Linked DNA regions of Homo sapiens: region 1 is linked to region 2. Evidence: read pairs that join two places in POLR2A ChIA-PET (ENCODE). Cell type or tissue: MCF 10A. All regions are shown on one strand.

Region 1 (4,000 bases), 290 kb after region 2:
AAGAACAGGAAATGGAAGAAAAAAAGCAAAGAGAAATTGACCTTGTCCCTGCTAGGGTCCAAATCTAACGGCTTGCTCGGGCTGGAGGGGCTAGAAGTGGGTGTCTCTGCTTTCAAGCAGCGCATTTAACTTCACCGGCTTTCCCCAGGCTGTCTCTGCAGCAACCCACACGAGGGCCTCTTTTCACAGCAATTATGAAAGTGATGGTGGGAGGAAGTACAGCTCACTTATTGAGGTTAAAAAGCCACCCAAGTAAAAGCATTAACCCAGTAGTAAGATTAAATTCCTGGCCCCAAAGGGAAATTATCAGGAGGTGTCCTTTACCATGTGTGAAATGGAAACAGTTTCCTCTCTTGGGCAAAATAACCAATTGCTGTGGGAGGCGGAAATCAATGCAGTGTTTGGTGAAAACTTGGGTTTCTCTGATGAGTTCTGTGAAACGCTAACGTCTAACAGGGGTTGTTCAGTCTATCCAATAACATTTTCTTCCCGTGACCTTGGATCTTAACGTTGGCTCCGCTCATAAATGACTGTGGAATGGGAATGAGAGAGTAAGCTCTTGACAGCTACAGGGAAATGCACTTCTAAAGAACTTGGTATAAGAGGGAAAATGAGATGGTCCTCCAAGAGCTAAACAACAAGATCAATACATATTGTATGGAGCAGAGATGTGCAAAGTCATCATGTTGAACATTCTGACTTGTTGAACATGTTGAACAATCTGATTGAGGATAATAACACAGCTAAAGGAATAATAGTCAATTTAAGGTAGAGTTTGATTCCATGAAAGAAGAAAAAGGAGAGAGAAGTAAATGCATGTATTCTGTATATATATTGAGAGTCTGCTAAGCACTGTGCTAAGGGCATGAACAAATTCTACTCCTGCCTTTTTGGGGTTCCAGAGCAGGCTGACAGGGTCCATCTAAGAACAGCTCAGAAGAAAAAAATGCATCTTCGTCAAAGATATCCAGTATCCTGGCCAAGAGCAGTGCCTGCCGTTTTTGTAGACGCTGTTATTCTTTTTCCCATATTCCCATCTCAGGCTCATAGATGAGGGAACTTCTCCCCATCTGACTTGCAGACCATTTTAGGGAACACTTGGATGGACACGTACTCTCTCGCTTTCCCTCCTTTCATTCTTCTCTCCCCAGGATAAGAGTAGCTAATCTGACTCAAGACAGCATATCACCCATGTGGCCTCACATGTCAGAAGGGGTTGATTATGGAGTTGGGGCACTGCTTGTGCATGGCACACTTTTTTGCCTTCTTTGATTGGCCTGCCCAGTCTCAGGGCCCTTGCACCCCAGCTCCTCAGCTGGCTTCCTTTTGCTTTCCTTCTGCTCCAGCTTCTCACAGTGCATCCAGGCAGGCAAGTCACGTTGGCCCTGCCCTCTCTTCAGTCTAGGTGAGGTATCAAAGGCCAGTACTTTGGCTCAACCCCAAGTTGAAGTCTCTAGCTCTGAGCGCTGGAGCTTGGGGGGCACAGCCTACCACACTCATCTCCAGAAAGTTCCCTGGGTCTGGTCTCCTTCTCATCAAGAAACTATGTAGGTAAAAGGTAAAGATTGGTAAGCCTCACTTCAAGCCATTCTTACTAGATAACATTAAACCTTTATAGTCACCTCCCATCCCCCTTTCTACATCAACATTCACCAGGCAAAATTCTAACTGGGTTATGAGTTCACATGGGCTGGTCAGGTTGGCTCCAGTGGTCCAGGCTGTGTCACAGTTATTGTCATCATAGGTTAATCAGGAGGCATTCTGGTTGTCCACACCTCCACTGGATGACATGACCCGTATCCGAGATACCAGCTCTCAGCTTGTTGACAAAAGTGGGTGTCTGAACCTGCAGAGCTACAGAGGGTTCAAGTCACCAAGTTCATGGAATCCCACGAGCCTTGTGCTTGGACCACCCGCTTATCTTTCCCTTTAACTCCCCAAAACCAATACCCGCTGTCCTTTGATGTGTAAAACTTCCACAAGAACAACCTTGTAAGATGTTTGAGAAGATGAAAGATAATGCAGGAGAGCCCCTAATAGGGTGCCTGACAGCCAGTAGACAATAACCATGGGAATTGCTGCTGCTGCTATTTATTAATATTTTGGAGATAAGTATATATATATAGATGTATATCTATATATGTATATCTATACATATATTTATCTATTTTAAAAGGAATAATAATTATTATTTATTATATTTATTGATTATAATTATTATATATACTTATATATTATTAGTATTATTAATATATTAATATTATATAATTGTGTTTATTATATTTATTGCAATTATTTATAATTATATTTACTTATTTAATTATAGATAATTATTTATAATTAAATACATATAATTATTTATCATTATTACTCCTTTTAAGATACATAAGATAAATATATATATTTACACATATATGTATTTACACACATATATAAACAATATATATATATGTGTGTGTCTCAAATTATTCTTAAAAGGAGTAATAAATAATTACTGTCCATAAGAAGTAGGAGAAATTATTTCCCAATGTACCTAAAGACAGTGAGGTAGCAGTTAGGCCACAGTAGTTCTAAGGGCCTGCCATTCCCTACTCTCTTATCACTCTTGCAATTACTTGGTCTGAATGGCTCTATCTAGCCCAACTCCCTAGCTGACTGTTCATCTTCCAAATTATACCCAGGTGTCATCTGCTTTAAAGTGGCATGCATTCATGATTTGACTCAATATCTAATTCTAGCCCTGTGAAGCACTGGCCCTGATTATAAATCCCGCACGTGCAGGCATTCGTGGTCCCTGTGGGTGCACAAGATCAGGGAACATTCCCAGCTACCTTTTCATTAACTCCTCAGAGGCATTCATGAATGCTCGCAACAGCAGGGCCTTTAAGCCTTTCTGATAAATAACCACAGCAAGAAGTGTACACCCAACGCACACACGTGCACATGCACGCACATACACACACATACACCTACAGGACTGAAACAGAAGCCTTATAAAACACTACTTACTCTTAAAATGTAGACTAATTCAAAAGTCTATTTTTTTAATACGGGCTAAGATTCACTAAATTGATTTCAAAACCTACTAAGGGCTCAAGCCCGGCTATTTTAAGGGACACTGTAATGAAGACTCTACACAGAGATCACCAGACCTCGTGTTACGGTCTCAGCCTAGTTTTTCATCACATTTTTTTCTTGCGAGTCCTGAGAGTGCTGTGTATCTATTGTGAGGCTTTGCTGTTATTTTTGTTGTCGTTTTTGATGTTGGGGCTAACAGATGATGATGAGACATGGTTTAACAATAGCTTCACATTAGGAAAAGTATTTTTGTTACCCAAAACAAAGATTTCTGAGAACCTTGGTGTCTTGAGCCTGTGCACAATATGGAGGGAGGATGATGATGATGATGATTGTGCTTTTCGTGTATTAAAGAATCATTGTAAAAATACAAATACTGCCCACACACCTGGCACCAAGTAGGGACCCATGGGAGAGGAGTGATGGCACTCGTACCCACCCAACACTCACTCTCCACAGGTCCACTGACCTGTCATGTGGCTGAATGGAGGGTGACCTCAGGCTTCAGGAGGCAGACCCAGGTCACAGACCTGATGACACTGTTTTCCAGCCCTGCAGCCTTACGCACATCATCTAATCTCGCTGAGCTTTGGTCCACTCATCTCTGAAATGGGCATAATACGAAAGCCATGGACTCTTTGAGAGGCTTGAGTGAGACTGCATCGTGTGCACAAAGGGAAGCCAGCCAGTCCTACGTGGCTGGAGGAGGAGGAAGAGAGAGCAAAGGGGAAGGTACTGCACATTTTACAACAACCAGCTCTGTGAGAACTCTATCATGAGAACAGGAAGGGGGAAGTCTGCCTCCATGATTCAATCACCTTCCACCCGGCCCCTCCTCCAACACTGGCTCAATCTTCGCTCACTGCAACCTTCGCCTCCTGGGTTCAGGCGATTCTCCTGCCTCAGCCTCCCAAGTAGCTGG
Region 2 (4,000 bases):
GAGTTGGAAGAGAGGAAGGAGAAGGGACTTCAAGATGGGTTAATATAAAATAAAGATGGCAGAACCAGGCATGATGGTGTGTTCCTGTAATCCCAGCTACACTAGAGGCTGAGGTGGGAGGATCAGTTGTACCCGGGAGTTTGAATCCAGTCTGGGAAACATAGTGAGACCCTATCTCTTAAAAAAAAAAAAAAAAAAAGATGGCATTTAAAAAATTATGACCTGGTTTAACTAGATGGCCATCTAAAAAACGAACACATTAAAACAAAATAAATTTCAGTTGGGTTAAAGATGGTAAATATTTTTAAAAATGAACTTGGAGAAAGTACTTTCTAAGAATGACTTAAAACCCAGAAGTCATAAGAGAAAAAATTAATATATTTGACCCTATGCAAGTAAAGAATTTCTTCTTGGCAGAATCCATCATAAAATCAAAGGAGTCTCCCAGTTCTCAAAATTGGGAAAGCATTTTTGCAACATATATCATGGAGCTCATTTCCATTTCCTTAATATCTAAAGAGTTCCTACAAGTCATTAAGAAAAAGACCATCAACTGAATTTTTTTTTTTTTTTTTTTGAGATGGAGTTTTGCTCTTGTTGCCCAGGCTGAAGTACAATGGCGCGATCTTGCCTCACCGCAGCCTCTGTCTTCCAGGTTCAAGCGATTCTCCTGCCTCAGCCTCCTGAGTAGCTGGGATTACAGGCATGCACCACTACCCCAGCTAATTTTGTACTTTTAGTAGAGATGGGGTTTCTCCATGTTGGTCAAGCTGGTCTTGAACTCTTGACCTCAGGTGATCCACCCGCCTCAGCCTCCCAAAGTGCTGGGATTACAGGCATGAGCCACTGCGCCTGGCCCATCAACCAAATTTTTAAAGCAGGCTAAAAACACAGACAGTTCACAGAAAAGGTTCTGAACCATATGAGAATGTGAGAGCCCACTAGCAATAAGAGAAACACAAGTTTTCTGTGGAGATGTGTTGGTGGGGAACAGATACTCTCATAGTTGTTGATAGAGGTGTAAATCAGTACAACTTTTATGGAGGAAATTCTGGCAATAGTTATTAAAATTAAAAGTGCACGGGCAATTTCTCTTTTGGAAATTTCTCTTAACAGATAAATTGTACATGTGTGAAATGATGCATTTTTCAAGATAGTTAATTGCATCATTGCTTGTAAAAGGAAAAGAGAAAGGAAACAGCCAGAATGTCCGTCACTAGAGAACTGGTAAATAAATTATCCAGCCACCATACAATGCAATTCTTTTTTTTTTTTTTTTTGAGACGGGGTCTTGCTCTTGTCATCCAGGCTGGAGTGCAATGGCGCAGTCACAGCCCGCTGCAGCCTCGACCTCCCAGGCTTAAGCGATCCTCCCACCTCAGCTTCCCAAGTATCTGGGAACACAGGCGCATGCCCGTAAATACTGAGAAAACCCACCCAGCTAATTTTTAAATTTTTTGTAGAGACAAGGTCTCACTATATTGCCCAGGCTGGTCTCGAACTCCTGGACTCAAGCAATCCCCCCTTCAGCCTCCCAAAGTGTTGGGATTACAGGCGTGAGTCACCGCGCCCAATGCCATACGATGCAATTCTGTGCAGTTGTAATAAAGAATGGACACGCCCTATGTACCAATGTACACTATGTACCAACTAAGACATTTTAAGTGAGAGAGAGGGATAGAATGCCTGCTTATGCAGTAGCTCCGCAAGGATATCTAGGAGGCTGGTAACAGTGGTTTCCCACAGTCGGGGCTGACTTTTCATGGTGTATCTTTTTCTGTATTTTGAATCTTGTACCTTGTGCACATACTACCTAATAATTTTTTTTAAAGAAGGAAAAAAGGATGGGTAGAAAGAAAGGAGGGTAGGCGGAGGTGGGGAAGAAGTCTTTCACCTTTGCTCTGCATTTTCACATAGACGATTTCAGTTAATACTCTCCAGAAACTGGTGCAAGGTTATCATTTTTAGACCGAGAAACTGAAGCTCAGAAGTCTGAAATGACTTGCCCAAGTTCATGGAGAGAGTTAGCCTTGGAACCTGGCATTGAATTCAGTCCTGACTCCAGAGCCATTGGACTCATCTCTGTCAGTTTTCTTTTCTTGCTTTCTTATATTTATTTTATTTTTTTGAGACAGGTCTCACTCTGTCACCCACGCTAGAATGCAGTGGTACGATCATAGCTCACTGCAGCCTCAAACTCCTGGGCTCAAGTGATCCTCCTGCCTCGGCCTCCCAAGTAGCTGGGACTACAGGCATGTACCATCATGCCTGGCTCATTTTTAAATTTTTTGTAGAGGTGGGGTCTGTGCTGGTCTCAAGCTAACGGCCTCAGTGATTCTTCCACCTTGGCTTCCCAAGGATTATAGGCGTGGGCCACTGTGCCTGGCCTCTTGTTTTTTTTAACCAACATTTCATTGGTCAAGGACAAATGGCCATACACCATAGCCTAGACCCATCTCTGCAAAGGGAGTGACTGTAAAGAAACTTCCACTCCTGCCTCTGCAGCTGGCTTGTGCCTACGGGGCAAAAGCTCAGGCAGTAGGTGGTAAAGGCAAGCCCAGAGCCCAGCCAGCCACATCAGACACTTCGAGGAGGATTACGGATTGGCTCTGCAGTCCTGCCTTTGAAGTTCCCAGCTTTTATCAGAATGTCTGAACCTTAGCGTTATTTCAAGGGAGCTTTTCTTTCTGTCTGTAAACTGGCCTCAGGTAGGTGCCAGCTGCTGCCAGGTGCTGAGGGAGCATTTCCTGGCTCCCTAAGCTGGTGCATTCACTTTGTTTTATGGCAGGGAACTTTTTAGGGGTAAAGGCACTTGGTACTTGGAAGATTCTGGGAGAATAACTTTTTAAAAATATTTTTCTATTCAGAAGTGCCATTGGATAGCATGTCTTTAATTAAAGGGAGGGAGAGGTGCATTTTTATTATTTGTTTCCCAGAACCACCTGTGCTGTTTTTCAAAGTAGGGTATTGACTGCTTCCTCCTTGCTGATGAGAAATGCTGTATGGAGAACAAAGCTGAAAGTGTTGGCCATATATAATACAAGGCTGTAATTTACAGGCTATAGCTTCACCAGGGGAAGAATTTGATGTCTTTAAGAGATACAAAATCATCCAGCTCCGGCTGTCCTTGTGTGTGGTGCCATATTTATTTTCTAACTTGGAGTCATCATTCTTTAAGAAAGAAGCAGGGTCCTTTTGGGCTGAGGAATGCTCTCGGGGGTAGGAAGTTTTCGGGATCTGTGGGCCTGAGCTGGCATGTCCAACATCCTGTCACTATACTGCTTGGCATCTTGCAAGGGATGCATCCTAATGACCCATCCTGTCCACTTTTGTTTGGTTACTTGGTGAAGGTGGGAGTGTCTTGAACAGCATGGTGCTGTTCCCCTGGAAAGTTTATACTCATCAGTGCCCAGTTGTTTGCAGAATTCGAGAATGGATGGGAAGCACCCAGGAAACGGTTCCCAAATGGATGCATTTTGATATCTGAAATAGACTTTAAAGCTTTTGGCTTTTGATCATAAAGGGACCGGCAACATTGAGACACCTCCCCACTGCTCCTCAGGTTTTCCTGGTGCTTGAATAATTAAGGCCATGCCCTATGGAATCTCCTTCCTTGGGCTCCAGGGCATCTCTCTTAGCAAAGGCTAGCTTCTCACTCACAGTGTGCTGTGAGCGCTCTGGACGTCCTACCCAGCATTCTGCTCCATCATCTTCTTGTGTTCTGTCTCCCCCAGAAAAACTTCTGTGTAACATCAGCTGTGTTCTTTTGCTTCAATTACAGAGCTTGTTAGAATTTCTCTTCCAAATCCCTGTTTTGGGGCTTTTCTTTTCTTTTTTCTTTTTTTTTTTTTTTTGAAATGGAGTCTTGCTCTGTCACCCAGACTGGAGGACAGTGGCGTGATCTCGACTCACTGCAACCTCCGCCTCCCGGATTCAAGCAGTTCACCTGCCTCAGCTTCCTGAATAGCTGGGATCACAGGCGTGTGCCACCACACCCAGC

What was found. ChIA-PET counts read pairs that join two places held together with the same protein. Peaks named below come from ENCODE experiments on the same cell type or tissue, not always from the same donor. Only the 100,000 strongest peaks of a DNase experiment are listed, where the experiment ranks them.
Region 1: POLR2A ChIA-PET joins it to region 2 with 6 read pairs; 3 of 35 experiments call an interaction of 5 or more read pairs at or near these places.

Annotation. Positions count from the first base shown.
Region 1 is chr15:90,306,521-90,310,520 of GRCh38, forward strand. No RefSeq gene overlaps it. Among named protein-coding and RNA genes, the nearest start is that of NGRN, 43 kb to the left of the region's middle. RefSeq lists an enhancer at 25-74. In MCF 10A, no CTCF peak of the experiment used is centred here; no DNase peak of the experiment used is centred here.
Region 2 is chr15:90,014,333-90,018,332 of GRCh38, forward strand. The region is part of intron 1 of ZNF710 (zinc finger protein 710); the gene reads left to right. Among named protein-coding and RNA genes, the nearest start is that of MIR3174, 9.6 kb to the left of the region's middle. In MCF 10A, no CTCF peak of the experiment used is centred here; a DNase peak (open chromatin) is centred at 1,589.